Regions from separate parts of the Homo sapiens genome. Here region 1 is linked to region 2. The links are chromatin contacts, found by Hi-C or POLR2A ChIA-PET in ENCODE. All regions are on one chromosome and are shown on one strand. Each heading gives the region's core, a stretch centred on a gene start or an enhancer-like site at or near the end of the contact. The rest is flanking DNA. Distances are from core to core; before and after follow the strand shown. Region 1 holds the start of AMMECR1 (AMMECR nuclear protein 1). Region 2 has its middle 110 kb from the start of TMEM164.

Region 1 (3,315 bases), core at 788-3,287, 430 kb before region 2:
AATTCTAACAGTGATGAAGTTTGAGAGGATGAAATTACATATCACCGACCAATTAAACTATCCCTTTTGTCTTTAGGCTGCATCTAACCATTCCAGATTTTCATCTATCTATCTCATAAAATCTTTTTGGAAGGAGATTTTTCATCTTTCCTTGGTAACATATTTCAGTGTCTCTCAATCTTTCCATAAAAACTAAGTTCTTATTTCTGTTTAACCTCGGTTCCACCTGCTGGAGTGTAATGTCACTATCTTTTGTCCATCCTTAGCCTTGTTATCATATATTGTTAGTGAGAGGCAATGTAGTATAATGGCATGGTTTTTGGAATCAGACATGCCAGCATTCCAATCCTAGCTCTGTTACTTTCTAGGTGTGTGATGTTGGGCAAATTACTTCTGAGGTTTAATAGCCTCATCTGTTAATGAGTAACCTCAGAGCATTGTTGTGAAGATAAAACGAGATAGTATCTTATTCTGAAGGATTATGGGGTAGGACGAGGTATGGTATTGGAGACCTAAAAAGTGTTCAATACATACTATAATAGCTATTTATCTGATTATGTGCATGTATCTGACTTAATTCATAAACTCTTTTAGAGCGGGAGGCATACTTCCTGAGTACGCCCTGGATTTCAACAGAAGTATAGTGTTGTGCACATAGTATGGTGCAGAGGCTCAATATTACTGAATGAATAAATTGTTTTGTTTTTATTCCCTGAGTGGAATGAACAGCCCCCAGCTATCTGCAAGATCCCACGCATGTAGAAAAAAGGTGACAAAAATCAATCTGCAGTTTTTAAATATGCAGATACCTGACTTTATCTAGATGTTTTAGCATGGTGTAGATACAATGCAAATAACTTACGCTTTCTATTTCTATCACGTTCATTTCTACGAATTTTAACATTTGATTATTGTCATTATTTTTATTATTAAGCTGCACTTAGGCACCCAGAAAGGGACTGACTCATATGTCTCCTCATCCATCCAAGCATTTAATTGAGAAATTTTAAAAATGAATATTAAGAGCTAATTATATACTTGAACAAAATCTTTCAATTTGTGACTAAGTACATTACCTTCCCTATTTATCTCTAAGATCTGAGCACTACAGATAATATTCCTAATTGCTTTGTACCCAAGCCAAGAAATAAAAACCAAAACCAGAAAAGTCCACCACTGCAAGTCCCAAAGCACAATTAGTATCTTTGAACCAGTGAAGTATTAGTTAGGACTTTATTTTTGGCTTTTAAATGTTTAAACGGGGCAAGGAGGGTAAGTTGGGGGAACAAGTACAAGATACATAGATTCAGTCGGACTTGAATATTTCTCCATAAGGAAAGGAAAGAGTACCCTGGTGTGTGCTTAGGCTGGAATTAAAAAGACAGCAGCGTGGCCATTTCCTGGATTGCTTTGTACACACTTTACAGGGGCGGTCTCAGGTATGGAGCTCTGGGCACCTGCTCGCTCACACTCCAACAGTTCAGAAACCCGTGTATTTGAGGCCGGGTGGCTCAGGTTCCACGTAACTGGGCTTAAGTGTCATTAATACTGCTTGCGGCGGGGGGTTACTGAGCTGTGCTTTGGGACCTGGATGCTTACTTCGGACTTTCTCCTTTCTTCCCCCCTACCCCCACTAGTTTCCCTTTCCCTCCTTCCTTCCCGGGCGTGCCCACCTTCTCCCTTTGCTCCCACTTTCCGCTGTCTGACTCTTGTTTCCTTCACCTTCCTTTCTAATCGGCTTCCTGTCTTCCAACCTCTGCCGGCCGGAGAGATTGAGATTGGGGCTGGGGCTGGGGCTGCGGCTCAGAAGAGGCACGAGTCGGGCGGGACAGGCGCGAGGCGCCCAGCCGCGAAAGCGAGGAGCGCGCACCGAGGCGGGGGCGCGCGCGGGGCAGCCGCGTGGCTAGGCAGACGGGGCCGGGAGCGGCGCGCGCGCGCCCCGCCAGCCTCTGGCGCGCCCCCGGCGGCCTGAGCCGCAGCGTGCTCGCCCCCGCCGCCAGCTCGCCTCACTTATGGGTCGGAAACGCTGCGTGGGGGAGACTGTTCCAAGATGGCGGCGGGTTGCTGCGGGGTGAAGAAGCAGAAACTGTCCAGTTCGCCCCCCTCTGGCTCGGGTGGCGGTGGTGGCGCCTCCTCCTCCTCCCACTGCAGCGGAGAGAGCCAGTGCCGAGCTGGGGAGCTGGGACTAGGAGGCGCCGGTACGCGGCTCAACGGGCTGGGAGGTCTAACCGGAGGAGGTAGCGGCAGCGGCTGTACCCTCTCTCCCCCCCAGGGCTGCGGCGGCGGCGGCGGGGGGATCGCCCTGTCGCCACCTCCGAGCTGCGGAGTGGGGACCCTACTTTCTACCCCGGCCGCCGCCACCTCTTCCTCACCCTCCTCATCGTCCGCCGCCTCGTCCTCATCGCCGGGCTCCCGGAAGATGGTGGTGTCAGCAGAGATGTGCTGCTTTTGCTTCGATGTGCTCTACTGTCACCTGTATGGATACCAGCAGCCCCGGACCCCCCGATTCACCAACGAGCCCTAGTGAGTACCGTGCCCTCCGCCGCCCTCTCCCTTGCGCTCGGGATGGGGCTCAGAGTTGAGGCAAAGTGCGAGTCCGCCTCCCGGCCGGCGGATGCCCCTGCCCTCTCGCTGCCCGGGTCCCCGGAGCTACTCAACTGAACTAAGGGCACCCTGCGCTTTTTGCCCTCCGAGGCAGGCACCCCACACTTGGAGCAGGGTGCTGCTGCAAGGAATGGCCCCGTGGCTCCTAGAGGTGTTAGCTTTCTCTTTGCGATGACTTCGAGGAGTTTTGACTCCTTTACTTGTCTCCTTCACCACCCCCACCACCCCTCACCCTGCCCCGGTTTTGGAGATCTGGGTTACTCAAGGTGTTGACCTCTCCTCACTTTGGTTTCCATTACCCCAAGTGAAAGCCCCGCCAGTATTCCCGCCCCGCGTATCTTGCACATGGAGAACTACTATCCCATTGCAGGATGAAAAATAGCAACTATCCAACTTCTGTTAGTGATGGAACTTAGCTCTGGAGCTTGTGAGGTTACCCATCTTCTCCTCTGGGTTTTCTTGTGCCCTGGGAAGGGGGGAGGTTTCTTAAAACACATTTTTCCCTTACTACTTATTTTTATCCAAATACACCCATTAAAATGTGTTTCTCGTGTAGCGAGCGCACTGCCGGCTTCCTCACATTTGAAGAGTGCGACCTTTTTTTTTTTTTTTTCCATTCCACCGTCTGGATAATAGCTCATTCAAAGAGAACTGTCCCCACAGAGCCACGGTCAGTTTGTACATTAAGCGTGCATTCGCTTTTGTGTCGAT
Region 2 (3,535 bases), core at 14-2,513:
CACCAATGGGGTTGAGAAGACAGGTCCGGATGATTGTGAGAATAGTTCCACAGCCTCCTTGCCTGTCACTGAGTGCACAGGGCACAGAGTACAAGCATTGCTTCCTAGTGGCTACTAGGTGGCCTCTAGCATCCCCAGCCTCGGGGACCATGTCAGCTCTGTCCAAGAGGATGGGCAGATTGTGTGAAGGTGTCAGGAGACTAGCAGAATGACATTTGGGAAAGATTTCTGAGTGCCAGATGGAAGGACATGGCTACAATAGGGCATGGCAGCAGAAGGAGACAGAGGGGAGCGTAGAGAGCCAGTGTGCTGTGTCAACCGGGGCTCAGAGAACCAAGGTGAATGGAATTAAGACAACTGAAGTGAAGCAGAAGGAGGCAAATCCAGAACAGAGGGACCCAATGCCCCCGTGGGGTTGTGTCATGTTGGTATTTCTCTGGAAAGACTGTGTCTAGTTAGTGCATGGGGCCAGGATGAGGAAAATAACAGTAAAGCATTCTGTACTTTTCTAGGCTGTCTCAGTCCTATGTAAAGGTGGTGGGGGATTTGCCCTGAAAGGTGTTCTGCAAGCCCCCCTCTCAGGATAACTATATTTGCGTGGTCAGCCTGGTACCCTGAATTATTATTGTTATTTTTAATTACAAACATGTGCTTTGAATCATTAACACAAGAGAGGTCTTGTGGAAGCCAAGACTGGCTGTGCAGCCGCGGATGAAGCCTGCTTTGCAGCAGAGGGCAGCATCCACTGGTTATAGTTCATTCCTGACCTGAACAAGCCTAGTGAAAACTTTAGGGAGATTGAACAGGGGAGGAGGATGTGGTCTGGAAAATGGGAAGGGGGTGGATTTCCTCATGTTTCATCTTCTCTTGCAATGTCATGGTGTATCTGGGGACTCGGTTGTTACTGAGCACTTCTCTCCATTGAGTACAGTAAAAAGTCATAGAGGAACCAAAGAAGCTGACAAGGACTTTGAGGGATTTTTGTTGTTGTTGTTTAATCCCCAAGGAACCTTGGATAAAAGAATGATTACTTTTGCAGGAAAAGTAGCTACTAGGATTGTTTGTGGTGTGGATTTCTTTTTTGTGACATGTAAAAACACTGGTTTTAATCTAGTTTTAACACCCTGAAAATGGTTTATCTCAATATGTGCTCATCTTCCTTCCCCTTTCCAAGGGGGCCCTCCTCAAGTTCCCCTATCAGTAGCTGTCTCACTTCCTCTTAAAAGTCCCCACCCAGTAGCTGCCACATTTCACTTTGGGAAGAGGAGTAACTAAGAATGGGTAAGCTGGCTCAGAGCTTCCTTGCCCTCCTTGTCAGGGGCTCAAATTGATCTGGATCCCCTCTCCCCAAGGTTATCCAGTAACATTACAGGGACCTGAGTGTCTGCAACTGAAGTGAACTCTTGGAGAAAGGCTTGTGTATGACTTGTACCCCTTTTGGCCCAAGAAAACTCAGACAAGTCTTAGCCACTTACTCATTGTAAGAAGCAGATACGGTGTTTGAACAGAGGTCTTTTGATTGCAAATTTAGCCCTCGCTTTATGACATTGGGAGGGTCTTCTGAATAATAGAAACTTGATTAATGCCCATTGAGAGGTCATGTATATGACACAGTGGTTAAAATCCCAGTGTCTGACAACTGATGTGTGTATGTGTGTGTGTGTGTGTGTGTGTGTGTGTGTGTGTGTGTTAAAGTATACATAACATAAAATGTACCATTCTAATCATTTCTGAGTATATAATTCAGTGGCATTAAGTCTATTCACAGTGCTGTACAATCACTACTATCTATTTCCAGAACATTGTCATCATCTCAAACAGAAACTCTGCACTGACAACTAGTTTTCAATTCAGGTTCTGCCACTTAGTAGCTGTGTAAACTTGTACAGAGTCCTTAATTTCTCAGGGCCTCAACTTCCTCATTTATAAGAAGAAGATAGTAATAGTACCTGCTTCATATGATTGATTGTGTGTATATAGTAATATTTATTCATATTAATGACTAATATCAATTGATTTGTTAATTGATGAATATTTATTCCGTATTTACTGAGTTTTTACTCTGTGTCAAGCACTATGCTTTAACTAGTGAGTGACAGGGTGAAGACTTAAACTCAGATTGGCTTGACCTTAGGGCTTGCATCTGTACTGCTTTTACTGTGAGGATTCAGTGAGATAAGGATGCTCAGTGCCTGCCACACAGCATTCCCTCAACCAATGCTAGCTAGTTATTTTAGTTATTTCTTTTTTTTAGAGATGCAGGTCTTCCCTCTGTTACCCAGGCTGACCTAGAACCCCTGGCCTCAAGTGATTCTCCCACCTCAGCCTCCCGAGCAACTGGGACTACAGGTGCAAGCCACTACTACACCCAGCTTAAATGCTATTTTATGGTTATCATTACTGCTGTCAAATTGAGTTTGAAACTCGTGCCTTAACTTCTCTGGTGACAGTAAGTTGCTCTCTCCTCCTGCACAGGGAATGTCACAAATAGCAATAAATTTTCCCTCCGTTTACGTAGGAAAAAGAGGTAGGCAGCCTCTCTGATGGATGTCTGACTAACCACATCTATTTGCCACCCAAGAACTGCCACCCTGGTCGGGTGTGGTGGCTCATGTTTGTAATCCCAGAACTTTGGGAAGCCAAGGCGGGCGGATCACTTGAGGTGAGGAGTTCGAGACCAGCCTGGTCAGTATGGTGAAACCCCATCTCTGCTAAAAATACAAAAAAATTAGCTGGGTGTGGTGGCGCATGCCTGTAGTCCCAGCTACCTGGGAGGCTGAGGAAGGAGAATGGTTTGAACCCGGGAGGTGAAGGTTGCAGTGAGCCGAGATCGTGCCACTGCACTCCAACCCGGGCAACAGAGCAAGACTCTGTCTCAAAAAAACAAACAAACAACAAAAAAAAAAGAAAAGAAAAGAAAAGAAAGAAAAGAAAAAAAAAAAAAAAAAGAAGAACTGACACCCTAGCTGCATGGCTGGAGGATATCCATCTCTTTCTCCATTTTTCGCCCCTTGTAGGCCAGGCGCCTGGCAGGGCAAGCAGTGACAAAGGCTATCTTCGAAGGGTGAAGAAGAATGAAGGAAAAATCCCTTTTAGCCCCTGATTTCCATAGCTACTCTCACCTCCCCTCCTCTACCCACTACCAAGACCCCTGCCTCCCCTGCAGGCAGTAGATAACAGTGTCAAGGGAGAGAAAAAGGGAGAGAATCCTATCCTTCTCAGCCAGTCATGCTACCCCTGAAGTTTTCCCACCTCACCCTCTTGTTCTTTCAGTGCCAGTCTCTTGCTTGGGCTGGCCACAAATGAGAGAGAAGAGAATAGAGAAGTGGGACAGAATGGGGAAAATTGGGGGACTCTGTTCCCTATCTCCTGCTCACTTCCCAGCCCTCACCAGGGCTTCTCTTCCAAATTCACAAACCTATTCTAGATCCCAGCATCCTTTCCCCAGCAACTCACAGTCTTCAATCCGCTGGACTATCCATCTTTACCCCCTCACCCAGAACCACCTGAATGAGGGGAGTCATTGTCCAGCTCC

The links. Hi-C counts contacts between places; a loop is a spot of excess contacts on that map. ChIA-PET counts read pairs that join two places held with the same protein, here RNA polymerase II (POLR2A). Pooled maps may share reads with other maps.
Region 1: a loop to region 2 is called in a map with no recorded cell type, with 2.7 times the contacts of the local background. The contact joins the promoter of AMMECR1 here to the enhancer-like site in region 2. A Hi-C loop is called at or near these places in 1 of 37 single-sample maps with no recorded cell type and 2 of 50 pooled maps. POLR2A ChIA-PET finds 5 or more read pairs at or near these places in 1 of 52 experiments (WTC11).

The regions. Positions count from the first base shown.
Region 1 is chrX:110,316,807-110,320,121 of GRCh38, reverse strand. AMMECR1 (AMMECR nuclear protein 1) reads left to right here and starts at 2,037. Exons shown (of 6, transcript NM_015365.3): 1 at 2,037-2,523. The coding sequence starts at 2,051. LOC105373312 (a long non-coding RNA gene) reads right to left here and starts at 1,870. Exons shown (of 4, transcript XR_938504.3): 1 at 1,674-1,870. RefSeq lists silencers at 1,855-2,004, 1,737-2,071, 2,265-2,324, 2,369-2,524 and an enhancer at 2,045-2,174.
Region 2 is chrX:109,887,064-109,890,598 of GRCh38, reverse strand. No RefSeq gene overlaps it. Among named protein-coding and RNA genes, the nearest start is that of TMEM164, 110 kb to the left of the region's middle. Within about 2 kb of position 1,263, at least 3 of the 41 ENCODE cell types and tissues checked have a DNase peak (open chromatin) inside an H3K27ac peak, as active enhancers do.